Linked DNA regions of Homo sapiens: regions 1 and 3 are each linked to region 2. A link is a contact called in ENCODE Hi-C or POLR2A ChIA-PET data. All regions are on one chromosome and are shown on one strand. Each heading gives the region's core, a stretch centred on a gene start or an enhancer-like site at or near the end of the contact. The rest is flanking DNA. Distances are from core to core; before and after follow the strand shown. Region 1 overlaps GOT1-DT (GOT1 divergent transcript). Region 2 has its middle 25 kb from the start of SLC25A28. Region 3 overlaps GOT1 (glutamic-oxaloacetic transaminase 1).

Region 1 (3,875 bases), core at 271-2,770, 140 kb before region 2:
TTCATGAGAATGGAAGCTTGATGAGGTCAAGGACTCTGTCTTTATTGTTCACCACTGAATCCCCAGTTCCTGGAACAGTGCCTGGCACATAGTGGATGTTCCATGGATATATGAATGAACAAATGACCATGGTGTGTGTGAGGAACTGTTCTGTCTGGAAAGAGGTGTCTCTGTCTCTGGGAGTAGAGGACTCTCCAACAGACTAGCAGAGGAGCAGCCAACTGAGCCTCAAAACACAGGAGCAAGTGGGATAAACAGGATAAACAGGATGTGGGAGCCACTCACAATTGCCAAGGTGGACCTTGTATAGATTGCAATAGGGGACTTGAACCTGAAATCAAAACAAAAGACAAAACTGCTCTGCACAGCCTACAGGACTCCATGTACTTGGTCAACCAACAGCTAAAGTTGGAAGAAAAAAGAAAAAAAAAGATTTGTTCAGTCCTATCCTACCTTTCCCTTGTTAAGAACATAGGGAACTATTAATGTGATCACAATACTTTTATTAATACCTACTATGATTGCATTCACTATTTAAGCAGATAGATTAATTGCTGTCTCATACTGAGCCAATTGTAGAACAAAAACTGGTCTGTTTTTTCAACTGTTGTTTTGTAGGTCTATATTTTGTTTTCCATCCTATATTTGTGCAATTGATTTTTGGGCCTAAATGCAGTGCTTTGCATTTTTTCCTGGTGCATTCTTATTGATTTGAGACCATCTTTCAGCTTATGAAATTCATTTAAAATCTTGATCCTATCATCAGTCACAGCAGTTATCCTCTTAGCTTGGTGCATCCATACATGCGATCTGCAAATACCCCAAGGATGTGGATGCCTAGATCTAATTTGGAGAATCCTAAGGGGCAAGGAGTGTTTGCCGGCTGACTCACCCTCAGTCATGGGCAAAACCGAAATGATGTGTGGCTGCTAGGACGGGGATATGTGGGAAACTTCAGGCTGGAGTTGGGAAAGGAATAACTGTTGGAATTCCAGGTTGAGGCAGATCCAAGTCACAATCTCTGGTTTAAGCAACCCAGAAAGATTTCTTCTAGGAAGCTGCTTTTATAAGTAAAAGGGGAAAAATAGCTTGATAATTTTTGAGGACAGGCAGCGACGGGGAAAGGGCACGTTGTTCAGTTTAGAAGCTAAACTAGGGGATAGGAAGAGGATGACTGGCCAGCTTAGACTGTTAGAACTTGGGTTTCCTCACTGGCAGGCAGATATTAGATTTGCTTAGAATCAAGACTGCTGTGAAGATCTTTCCTCTCTTGCTCTCGGGAATAAATCCTACTTTGGTGTTTTAAGCTGTTTCTCTTCTGTTAGCCACTCCCCAGATTTTCACTCAAATCCTGCATCAGTGTCCTTTGTACCTTTCCTCTCACTCTGTCTCTGTTGTAAAATCAATTATAATTTGCTTACATCTCCAGTTATGGGGGTACATTTTCCATCTGCTCCAAAATGCACACCCCTGGACTGCACCATTCCCCGCTCCTCCTGCCTCCCCCGCCCGAGCCGCCTCCCCAGCAACTTTATCTTCCTAAGCAGCTCAGGAACACAGATGTTTTCACCCTGTTGCTCCAGTACAAGGGTATTTTCCCAGTGTCTCTCTGTGTGTATGCTCCAGGCACCATCTCTCTGGGGAGGGAGAGAGTAAATGTTTTCATTCCAAACCCTCAGGGTCAGGTCTTGTTTGTCTAAACTGTGTTTGTTGCCGTAATTATCAGATTAGCTGATCTCTGACAGCAAGTTGGGGGTTGGAGATGGGGGAGACTATTAACCCTCTGTAGGATGGTGGCTGTGCTTTCTCATGGGAATACCTTTGGGAAGAGCTGTCATTTATCTTCTAACCTGGAAGATTTGTCTAGAATTCTTTTCACCAACCCTAACAGACCTTCATAATAGTCTGTTCTAAGTAAATCCAACCATCTAGCAGCCTCCACTGCTGGGATCCAACAGGCATTTAGCAGAGATGGAGGGTTGAAAGGGCATCTCTCCAGGGATCTGCTGGGAAGAGAAAGAAATGGAGCTTAAAGAGGATCTGGATAAATAACTCTACAAACGGTGTCGGTGTCTCTTAGACTGAATAAGGAAGCCAGGAGTAAGCACTGAACATCTTCAGCTAGTCCACCCATCCCCTCCCCCTTGGCATAAGTGCAGCGAGGCTACCAGGCCCCACTTAGCATTGTTTGGGGATTTTCTGTTGTTTCCGAGATTGTTAAGATAATTTTTCACCGCTGCTGTTTTAACAAAACTAAATGTGTAGACATTTGTGAGTCTTTGTCATCAGACTCATCAGGCTGGTGCTTTCAAAATGTTCACATCTGCCCTTTCCTTCTGCCCACAGCACCCTTGAACTTCTATATGGTCTCCAAAGACATGATAAATACAGAGATTGCTCTCTCCTCTCAACTGCAACAGTAATGATTCCTTTGCATTTTAATTAAGTCTTTTACACATGAATAAGTCTTTATCCTCAAATGGACTAAAGACTCCTCGAGGACAAGAACTATCCTTCAGTCCCATACATTGGTTACCTGGCAAAGGACCCTAAATGCAGGTATTTAATAAATATCTTTTGTTGACAGCATTTTTCCAAACTTCTTTTTTCTATTTCTCATCTCTGTTCCTTTCTGGGTTTGTATTTGGTTTTTAGTTACTTATGATGTTTACAGATCCTTTATTTCTGGAACGGTCCTCCAATTCATACTCAACTCAATTCCTCCTCTTCTCTTCAAACACACACACACATACACACACACACACACACACACAGAGAGAGAGAGAGAGAGAGAAACCTTTACAGAATATCTGTATACCTAGTACTGTACAAATATATTCTATGTGCAAAATCTTATTTGAAGCTCACCATGGCTTGTGAGATAAGTACTATTACATGTAAGCAGGCAGAGACTCAGAGAGTTAAGTAACATAAACAAGCTCCCACAATTGTAAGTCCCAGGTGTGTGTGACTCTAAAACCCATACAAATCCCATCTTGTTAGTTACTAAAGTGGAGAAAAGTTCAGATAATTAGAGAAAACATGTTTTGCCCAAAACCTAACTAAAAATCAACCAATCTATCTTCAGTATTTTTCCCCAACAAATATAGCTATAATAATTTCTTTGTAAAATTAAAAGAAGCTCAAACCCAATGAATACATTCTGGACAATATCTTATACAACAAAATTGTTTTGATATTGTCTTAGCATATGTTTTAAAGTGAATTTGACTCATTCATCCATGTCCATGCTGTTTATAAAGCTGTCACTTCTTGCAGGCAAACATGATTTTTAGAATATTCTATGTAATCCACATACTGATTCATCAAACTGTTATTGAAAAACTGCTATTGACTTAGAATATCCCCATGTTCTGAGAACACTAAAGTCTTTCATCTTTATTGATGTTGCCAGGCCTGGTTCCAAATGTGGAGAGGGCACAGGCAGAGATTCTTGGGAGGAAATGTTGAGAAGCAGAATTGGTCAGTGAGTTTCCATATGGTGCTTCTGGTCAGCCCCAGAAGCAGGTATCAGATGGATTTCCATGGAAGCAAACAGCCAGGGAGCCAGCTCTTCTCTCCCTCTAAGGATGTGTTCTGTTCATTATGCAGCCAGCTAAGATGCCATCCTTGTCCCTGTTCTACTCAGGGTTTCCCTCTCTCTGGCATCTCCCTCCACTGCTCTTAGATCCCTCACCACAAGCCACATAGGAGGAAGATCCAACAGATCTTGAATAGGTCAACCAAACTGTGTTTGTCAGTTCTGATAAGAGAGTCAATTGTAGAGAAATTCGAATGACTATTTTGCCCCCAATCCAGAAACCCCTGTCCTAACTTGAATAAAAATTCACTTGGCTACATAAGGAAGGTTTTTA
Region 2 (3,685 bases), core at 684-3,183:
GCCCAGAGAGGCTGTGGCTCTGACTCCTCAGGGATGAGACTTTTGATCTGGGAGTTATACCATTTTCCCTAACTCTTGAAATAACAGTAAACCACTTTGGGGGCCATTTTAGCTCTGGTTTAGATGGGAATGACTCATGACTAAGTGCTGAAGGCAAGGGGAATTGTACGTTAGCATCTTAGAAACTAGCGGACTCTCTCAGGGTAGCCTTTGCCTTAGGTTGTTAGAACCTGCTAAATGGGATGGGATTAATCCCTGGCTGTTCCTACCTATATGGAGGTGGATACGACGGTATTTCCTATCATCTGTGGGTGATTGGTGCTTTTTCTAGACGCTGTCCCATGCATGAGCTCATCTGAGCCTCAAGGTGTAGGCTATTACCTCGTTTCACAGATGCGGAACCTGAGATGTGGAGGCTTCTTGCCAGAGTATTCGCTGCTCTTTATTGGCAAACACAGGAAAAGAGCGCCGATCTCCTTTTTCCCAGTGTGCCATGTGGCGGATAACTACATATTTCTTAAACTAAGGGACAGAGGAGTTATTAACAATAAGTTTCCAAAACTTCTTACTTTTCCAGAGCAATGATAAAGTTCCAGTGAAGACTGAGGTTACTACTCTAATGATATTAATGATAAAAATTATTAGAAGCCCTCGAGGTACAGTCCATGCAATCCAGCCTTATGGTGAGGGGGCACATGCATATATAATATATATTTGCATACATGTGCTTTGGATAAATTATGAAAGAGGATATACAGGGGCCAGGTACGGTGGCTCACGCCTGTAATCCCAGCACTTTGGGAGGCTGAGTCGGGCAGATCATGAGGTCAGGAGTTCGAGACCAGCCTGACCAACATAGTTAAACCCCATCTCAAAAAAAATAAAAATATTAGCTGGGCGCAGTGGTGCATGCCTATAATCCCAGCTACTCGGGAGGCTGAGGCAGGAGAATCACTTGAACCTGGGAAGTGAAGGTTGCAGTGAACCAAGATTGTGCCACTGCACTCCAGCGAAAAAGTGCGACTCCATCTCAAAAAAAAAAGAAAAGAAAGAAGATATACAAAATAATAACAGTGATTATACATAGTAGAATTATAGATTTTTATTTTCTTCTTTAGCTTTTTACATGTTGATTATATTCATTATAATTTCTATGTGTCATTATTCCTTTTTTTTTTTTTTTGAGACAGAGCCTTGCTCTGTCACCCAGGCTGGAGTCTGGAGTGCAGTGGCAAAATTGCAGCTCACTGCAATCTCCGCTTCCCAGGTTCAAGCGATTCTCCTGCCTCAGCCTCCCGAGTAGCTGGGACTGCAGCCATGCACCACTATGCCTGGCTAATTTTTGTATTTTTGGTAGAAACAGGGTTTCAGCATGTTGGCCAGGCTGGTCTCAAATCCCTGGCCTCAAGTGATTCACCCACCTTGGCCTCCCAGGAGGATCACAGGTGTGAGCCACCACACCCAGCCCGGATTTGATTCTTTAACCAGCTGAGTAGGTGTTATTTTATTATCCCCATTTAACAAAGGAAGTAACTTCCCTAAGTCACACCACACCTTTTATAAGAGGTGGACTTTGACACAAGCCCACATCTCCCAACTGCTTTGATATTTCTTTCCATTCTGAGACCCCATGTTTGTTAGCTTGTTTGAGTGAATGAGTGAGCTCTGAGCCTTCCCTCAACACACACACACCTCTACAGTCCTGTACTCATGTCCCCTTCCTTGCTATTTCCTCTGTGTGGCCTCTGCCAAGCACAACCCCGAACGCTTATGTGGGAAGGAACCCAGAAGGGGGTCTTTACCCAGTACTCAGTCTTTGCAGAGCTGGGAGCAGCCTGCTGCCCCCACAGGGTAAGATGATTTCTTTCACGCTGCATTAGCCTATGAGACAGGCGTTCTGGCATGCTGTTCCAGGAATCCTCATGAAAGGCCTGAAGGGGTAGGGGGAAGCAGGTATTCATTGCAAAGCATGAGGTTGAGCTGCTCTTTCCACCTGGAGGGTGATCTGAGCTCAGCCCACTGCACTGCAACTGGACACCAGGCAGCAACTGGCAGGGAGGTCCTGGAAGAGCTGGTGACACTGATGCTGTGTCATGCTCCTCAGAGGACACGACCCTGCCCTGCCCAGGGATTATAAATGGCTCTCCCGGGTATTGTTGGGTTTCTTTCCTTTCTACAATGAACTAACAGTCTCTGGACCACAGAACTATGGAGTATTTGAGTCATGGGAGGAGAGGAATAGTGTTGGGCAAAGAGACTGGTGGGAAAGAGGGGGACCCGGGCATGTACCCGGGCTGATGGGTGTGCACTGTGGGACCTGGACCTGCCACATGACTCCTCTAGGCCTGCTTCCTTCCTTACCAGATGGCCATGAGCTTCACAATTTTAATGACACCTACCTTGCAGCATTGTTTTAAGGCTTAAATTGGTTTACTTGCTCAACAAATTACTTATTAAGTACCTATTGTGTTCCAGGTCTTGTTCTTGGTGCTGGAGAACAGAAAAAGTCCCAGTCCTCATTTGGGGGAGACGGATGATAAACAAACATATAAAAAACTTCAGACAGCGGTAAGTGCAATAAGAGAAATAAAGCGGAATGAAAGGGATAGAGTGGTAGGGGAGGCTATTTTAGATAAGGAATTTGGGGAAGATCTCTTTGGGGAGGTGAGACTGAAACCAAGACCAGGAAGAAGTGAGCGAGTGAGCCAGGCCAAGCTCAGTAGCTCACGCCTGTAATCCCAGCACTTTGGGAGACCAAGGCAGGAGGATCACTTAAGTCCAGGAGCTTGAGACCAGCCTGGGCAACATAAGGGAGACCTCATTTCTACAAAACCATTTTTAAAAAATTAGCTGGGCATGATGTTTGCACCTGTAGTCACAGCTACTTGGGAGGCTGAGGTAGGAGGATCACTTGAGCCAGGGCAGTCGAAGCTGCAGTGAGCTGTGATTGCGTCATTGTGCTGCAGCCTAGGTGACAAAGCAACACCCTTTCTCAAAAACATATGTATAGGCCGGGCACGGTGGCTCATGCCTATAATCCCAGCACTTTGGGAGGCCAAGGCAGGTGGATCATGAGGTCAGGAGTTTGAGACCATCCTGACCAACATGGTGAAAACCTGTCTCTACTAAAAATACAAAAATTAGCCAGGTGTGGTGGTGCACACCTATAATCCCAGCTACTCAGGAGGCTGAGGCAGGAGAATTGCTTGAACCCAGCAGGCGGAGGCTGCAGTGAGCCCAGATCAGACCACTGCACTCCAGCCTGGGCGACAGAGCGAGACTCTGTCTCAAAACAAAACAAAACAAAACAAACAAACAAACAAAAAATGTATAAACAGGCCAGTTGCAGTGGCTCATGCCTGTAATCTCAGCACTTTGGGAGGCAGGTGGATCACTCGAGGTCAGGAGTTTGAGACCAGCCTGCCCAACATGGCGAAACCCTGTCTCTACAAAAAATGTAAAAATTAGCCGGACATGGTAGTGTGCACCTGTAGTCCCAGCTAGTCAGGAGGCTGAGGCATGAGAACTGCTTGAACCCAGGAGATGGAGGTTGCAGTGAGCCAAGATTGTGTCACTGCACTCCAGCCTGGGCAACGGAGCGAGACCCTGTCTCAAAAAATACATCTATCTAAAAGTAAAATAAATAAAAGATAAAGAGAGAGTGAGCCAGGTGGTATCTGGGGAA
Region 3 (3,843 bases), core at 162-2,661, 200 kb before region 2:
AGAAGTAAAACCCAAATGAGAAGCCAGTATGCATAAAGACGAGGAAGGAACTAAGACGACAGTGAGAAGGGCTGGCATTTGCTGAACCCATGTGATGGGTGAGGTGCTGTGCTGGGTGCCGTCCAAATTCAGGGTCTTGGGGGCTAAACCCAGACAAGCCCCTGAGACAGAATGTTGGTCACACTAGCTCGCTTCTGCAGAACCTTCAGAAAGGAGTCCAAGTGGCATGACTCTGGCAGTTTGCAACCAAAGGCTAGGGAACGGAACACAAGAATGGGCCAGGCCTGTTGGTCAGTTTTAAGCCGATGCTGGAGGGAGGGAACAGCCAGGCAGGTGGGAAGATGTGTTTGGGCATATAATACCTGTGTGGAAGGAAGGCTGAAATCTGACACCTACTACTCATTTCTCAAAGCAAACAGGAGGATCAGGGGCCTATGCCAAAACCTCTTAAGATTCTTCTCAGGAACCTCAGTAGAGGCTATTCATTTCACTAACGGTAATAATAAATAATGGAAACAACTATTTTGCCAAGGGCTTTATGTTCCAAGTATTCTGTTAAGTACCCATTAGCTCATTTCTTTCTCAACCACCCTGTGGAGGAGGGGTTACTGTCTGCAAGGTTACTGTCTTCTTGCTCACGGTTACACACCTGGGAACTGGCAGAGCCTGGAGGTTGGAGTGCCCTGCTCTTGAGTGAGCAAAATTGGTGAAACAATCCCACCTCTGAAGTTCACTGGCATGTCAGAGGCCTGAGGAGTCCTGCCGGCTTCCCAAACTCACAGCCCTTTTTCAGGTGAACGCAGTGGGAACCACACCAACCAACATATCTGTCGGAATAGAAGAAGGCCAGATTCCCATTGAGATGGGCTTTTTTCAAGGCTAAAAACATTTGAGCACTTTGGTACTGTCACTTAGATTTAAAGATGTGTTTATCTTTAATGGTTTTGGCAGCCCCCTAAAGAGAAAATTTTAATTTTCCCTAACAAGAGAAATTAAATACTAATAAGATGGTCAGGTAGGATTGCACTTTGGAAGGCAACATTTTAGTATTTCAGGCTTTTTTTTTTTTTGCCCCAGAGAGCCAATTTTCGTCCCCATGGAGGCAGTATCGTCCCCATGGAGAATGAGTGGTTGAAAGCGTTTGGAGAGAATGGCAGATTGACAGAAGGTAGAATCATTCGACTTCTCTGTTGGCTGCCTTCCCTTACTAACAACAAGCATCTTTACATTGGGAGGAGAACAAAGACTGATATGTTCAGAAAGCTGTGAAGAGATGGGTGGGAGGGCATCTAATCACATTCACTCATGAACTTCCACCAGCCCAACCACACACTGGCAGAGTGAGTGTCCTCTGAAGAACTCCTGGGGCTCCAGCCAGACAGGGAAGGATCTGGAAACCACATCCTGTGCAGAAACAAAAGTGGTGGGGGAGAGGCAGTTCATGTGGAAAAGTGTAAACAAGGAATGACAACTGCTACTTTCAAATATTTGAAAGGTGGTAGATTAGAAGTGCCAGTAGATTTACTATCTGTGGTTTAAAGGAAGGAAAGGAGGGGCAGGGGAGTGGAACAAAGATCAAATTCTGGTTCAAGGTAGATGAACTTTTACCGTGAGCAAAAGGTAAATGAGCCTCTTTTTTTTTAATTAAGAGGCCCCACCAGCAGAAGGGGATGCCTCACCAGGTATTTAAAGAATCCATCACCACTACCACCCCACCAGTTGAAATGGATGAGTCAGAGACAATATGGAGAGACTATTTCACTGGCGGAGAGGCAGGACTTGATGACTTCTGAGGCCCCAGTCATCCCTCAGGACTGCAGGATTTTCTAACAACCCAAATGAGTCCTAGAAAGTGGCAGATCCTATTAAAATCACAAGAATTAACTTTAAATACTTAAAAACTCCAATTAATAGACCTCTTGTGTTAAGTAACATCAAACCCCACCAAATTCTACAAAATGGCCATTTGGAGCGGCCCTTGGACTCTGGAAATTGTGATGTATGTTTTTGTGGTTCTGTTTCAATAAACCAGGAGGGACTCTGACAGCAGGGAACGGGCTGATGTTCTATAATCAACCTGAGTGATGTCATCTCCTCTCACAGTCCAAGAAGTCCAGTTTCTTAAGTAACATAAGACAGCTGGCCTCCAAATGACAAGCCCGCAAAATCACCAGGGAGTTATATGGTGAGTTCACTGAAGGAAGCTATACTGTAAGAACACATTGTAGTTTTTCCTTTAGCCACTAGTAAAACCCTCTAAAGCATTCATTTTAAACTGTGGGTCACAACCCATTAGTGGTCATAAAATCAACTCCATGTCTTGATCAACATTTTTATTTTATTTTTTTAGGTGAAGTAGAACACAATAGAATGGCTCAAAAATATCAGAATGCACTACGCACATCACGAGTAAATACTGTTTGGTAAAACTTGTTTCAGTTAAATATGTACGTGTCCGTGCATGTCATGATTAAATATCCTTCTTACCACAGTCACCCTAAAGAACCAAAGCTTAGGACTAGGGACACAACCATGCAGAAAGAGCAGGGAGACCAGACACTCTGGGTTGAGATGATGAATTTAATGCCGCAGCCGACACCCACATTCACACTTTGGCTCCTTCAGACAACTTGATCTTTGGGACTAGAATTTGTACAGAGTCAAACACCACATAGAAGCACGTGGCCGCCACACACAACACTCCTTTTTAGTGAGAGGGACAAGATACCTATGTCTCATGATCAAAGTACTCTTTTATTCTTAAATAAAAATCTTAATTTGCTTTGACCTCCAAAGGCTCTAATCCCAGTCTCCAAATTCGTCTCAAGGGATGTTCTCTTCATGTGGGGCCGGTTTAAACAGAGGCTGCCTCACCAGAGCAGCCTTTCAGTCCTGCAAGTGTCTCTAATCCATGGTATGTACATGTAGGTTTGTGCAGGCAGGGAACACACATGACAGAGAACTACTTTGGTGGTACTGGACGGGTGGTGTTTCTTCACTGGATTTTGGTGACTGCTTCATGGATGGAGGTGGCCACGTAATCTAGATTTTTGGTGGTTAAGCCACTCACGTTGATTCGACCACTTGGCAGCAGGTAGATGTGCTTTTCATTGACCAGATACTCAACCTGCTTGGCTGTTGAAAACCAAAAGAAGACATAATCAGAGCAGAGGGGATCCTTAAAGCAGTGGAGGCTCAGCAATTATATGACAATTACAGCTTTACTTCTTTCCCCTTAACAGAGAGAAGCAAAACAAAAGGCGCTATTTTGTCCAACTGACAAACAGAAAAATATGCTCACTAGATTCTGGAAAGTACTCTTACTAGTTCACCTTTGAATCCCCAGAAAATTCAATATGGCTACTACTGATGGGAATTTTAATCTGAGATTGCCTTCCAACCAAGCCTTATACATTATATCCACCAGGACACCCCTATCACCTAAAAACAACCATCAGACGGACAGCGATATGAAATGCTGGCTATGAAGTGCTTCCTTTAGTTCTTCCCTAACCTGGACTTGCATTGAGTACCCGCGGCAGCCTCCCTTTGACATTTCATTTTTACAATACATTGGGTAAGGCCCCATGCATGAGGTACCTGATCAATCCTGTGTGAATTAACCAATGAGCTGAGAAATGACACAGACCTCTCTGACCTGGCACCATCAGACTTCTGTTCATTTCTCAGCTTTCTCTCAGATGCAGTAGTTTTTCCATGTTTTCAGAAATGCATCACATGTGGGTAAGAAGAGACTACCTGTACTTCCTTTATACAGCAGTCTCTAAAGCAGTTTTGCTATTTGGCAAATCCATTGATAGAATTTTAGTGAATTTGGCTGGG

Evidence for each region. A loop is a pair of places that touch in the nucleus more often than their neighbours do. ChIA-PET counts read pairs that join two places held with the same protein, here RNA polymerase II (POLR2A). Pooled maps may share reads with other maps.
Region 1: a map of heart left ventricle shows a loop between it and region 2 (2.9-fold over the local background). The contact joins two enhancer-like sites. A Hi-C loop is called at or near these places in 4 of 168 maps with a recorded cell type or tissue (HCT116, adrenal gland, heart left ventricle and 1 more) and 1 of 37 single-sample maps with no recorded cell type. POLR2A ChIA-PET finds 5 or more read pairs at or near these places in 3 of 52 experiments (HEK293T, Panc1 and WTC11).
Region 3: a map of HCT116 shows a loop between it and region 2 (3-fold over the local background). The contact joins two enhancer-like sites. A Hi-C loop is called at or near these places in 5 of 168 maps with a recorded cell type or tissue (HCT116, Ramos, heart right ventricle and 2 more) and 1 of 50 pooled maps.

The regions. Positions count from the first base shown.
Region 1 is chr10:99,449,439-99,453,313 of GRCh38, forward strand. It overlaps GOT1-DT (GOT1 divergent transcript), which reads left to right. Exons shown (of 5, transcript NR_183993.1): 4 at 2,347-2,559. Among named protein-coding and RNA genes, the nearest start is that of GOT1-DT, 20 kb to the left of the region's middle. Within about 2 kb of position 1,521, at least 2 of the 41 ENCODE cell types and tissues checked have a DNase peak (open chromatin) inside an H3K27ac peak, as active enhancers do.
Region 2 is chr10:99,593,963-99,597,647 of GRCh38, forward strand. No RefSeq gene overlaps it. Among named protein-coding and RNA genes, the nearest start is that of SLC25A28, 25 kb to the right of the region's middle. RefSeq lists an enhancer at 1,804-2,304. Within about 2 kb of position 1,934, at least 3 of the 41 ENCODE cell types and tissues checked have a DNase peak (open chromatin) inside an H3K27ac peak, as active enhancers do.
Region 3 is chr10:99,394,552-99,398,394 of GRCh38, forward strand. GOT1 (glutamic-oxaloacetic transaminase 1) reads right to left here. Exons shown (of 9, transcript NM_002079.3): 9 at 2,319-3,135. The coding sequence ends at 2,996. Among named protein-coding and RNA genes, the nearest start is that of GOT1, 34 kb to the right of the region's middle. Within about 2 kb of position 1,412, at least 8 of the 41 ENCODE cell types and tissues checked have a DNase peak (open chromatin) inside an H3K27ac peak, as active enhancers do.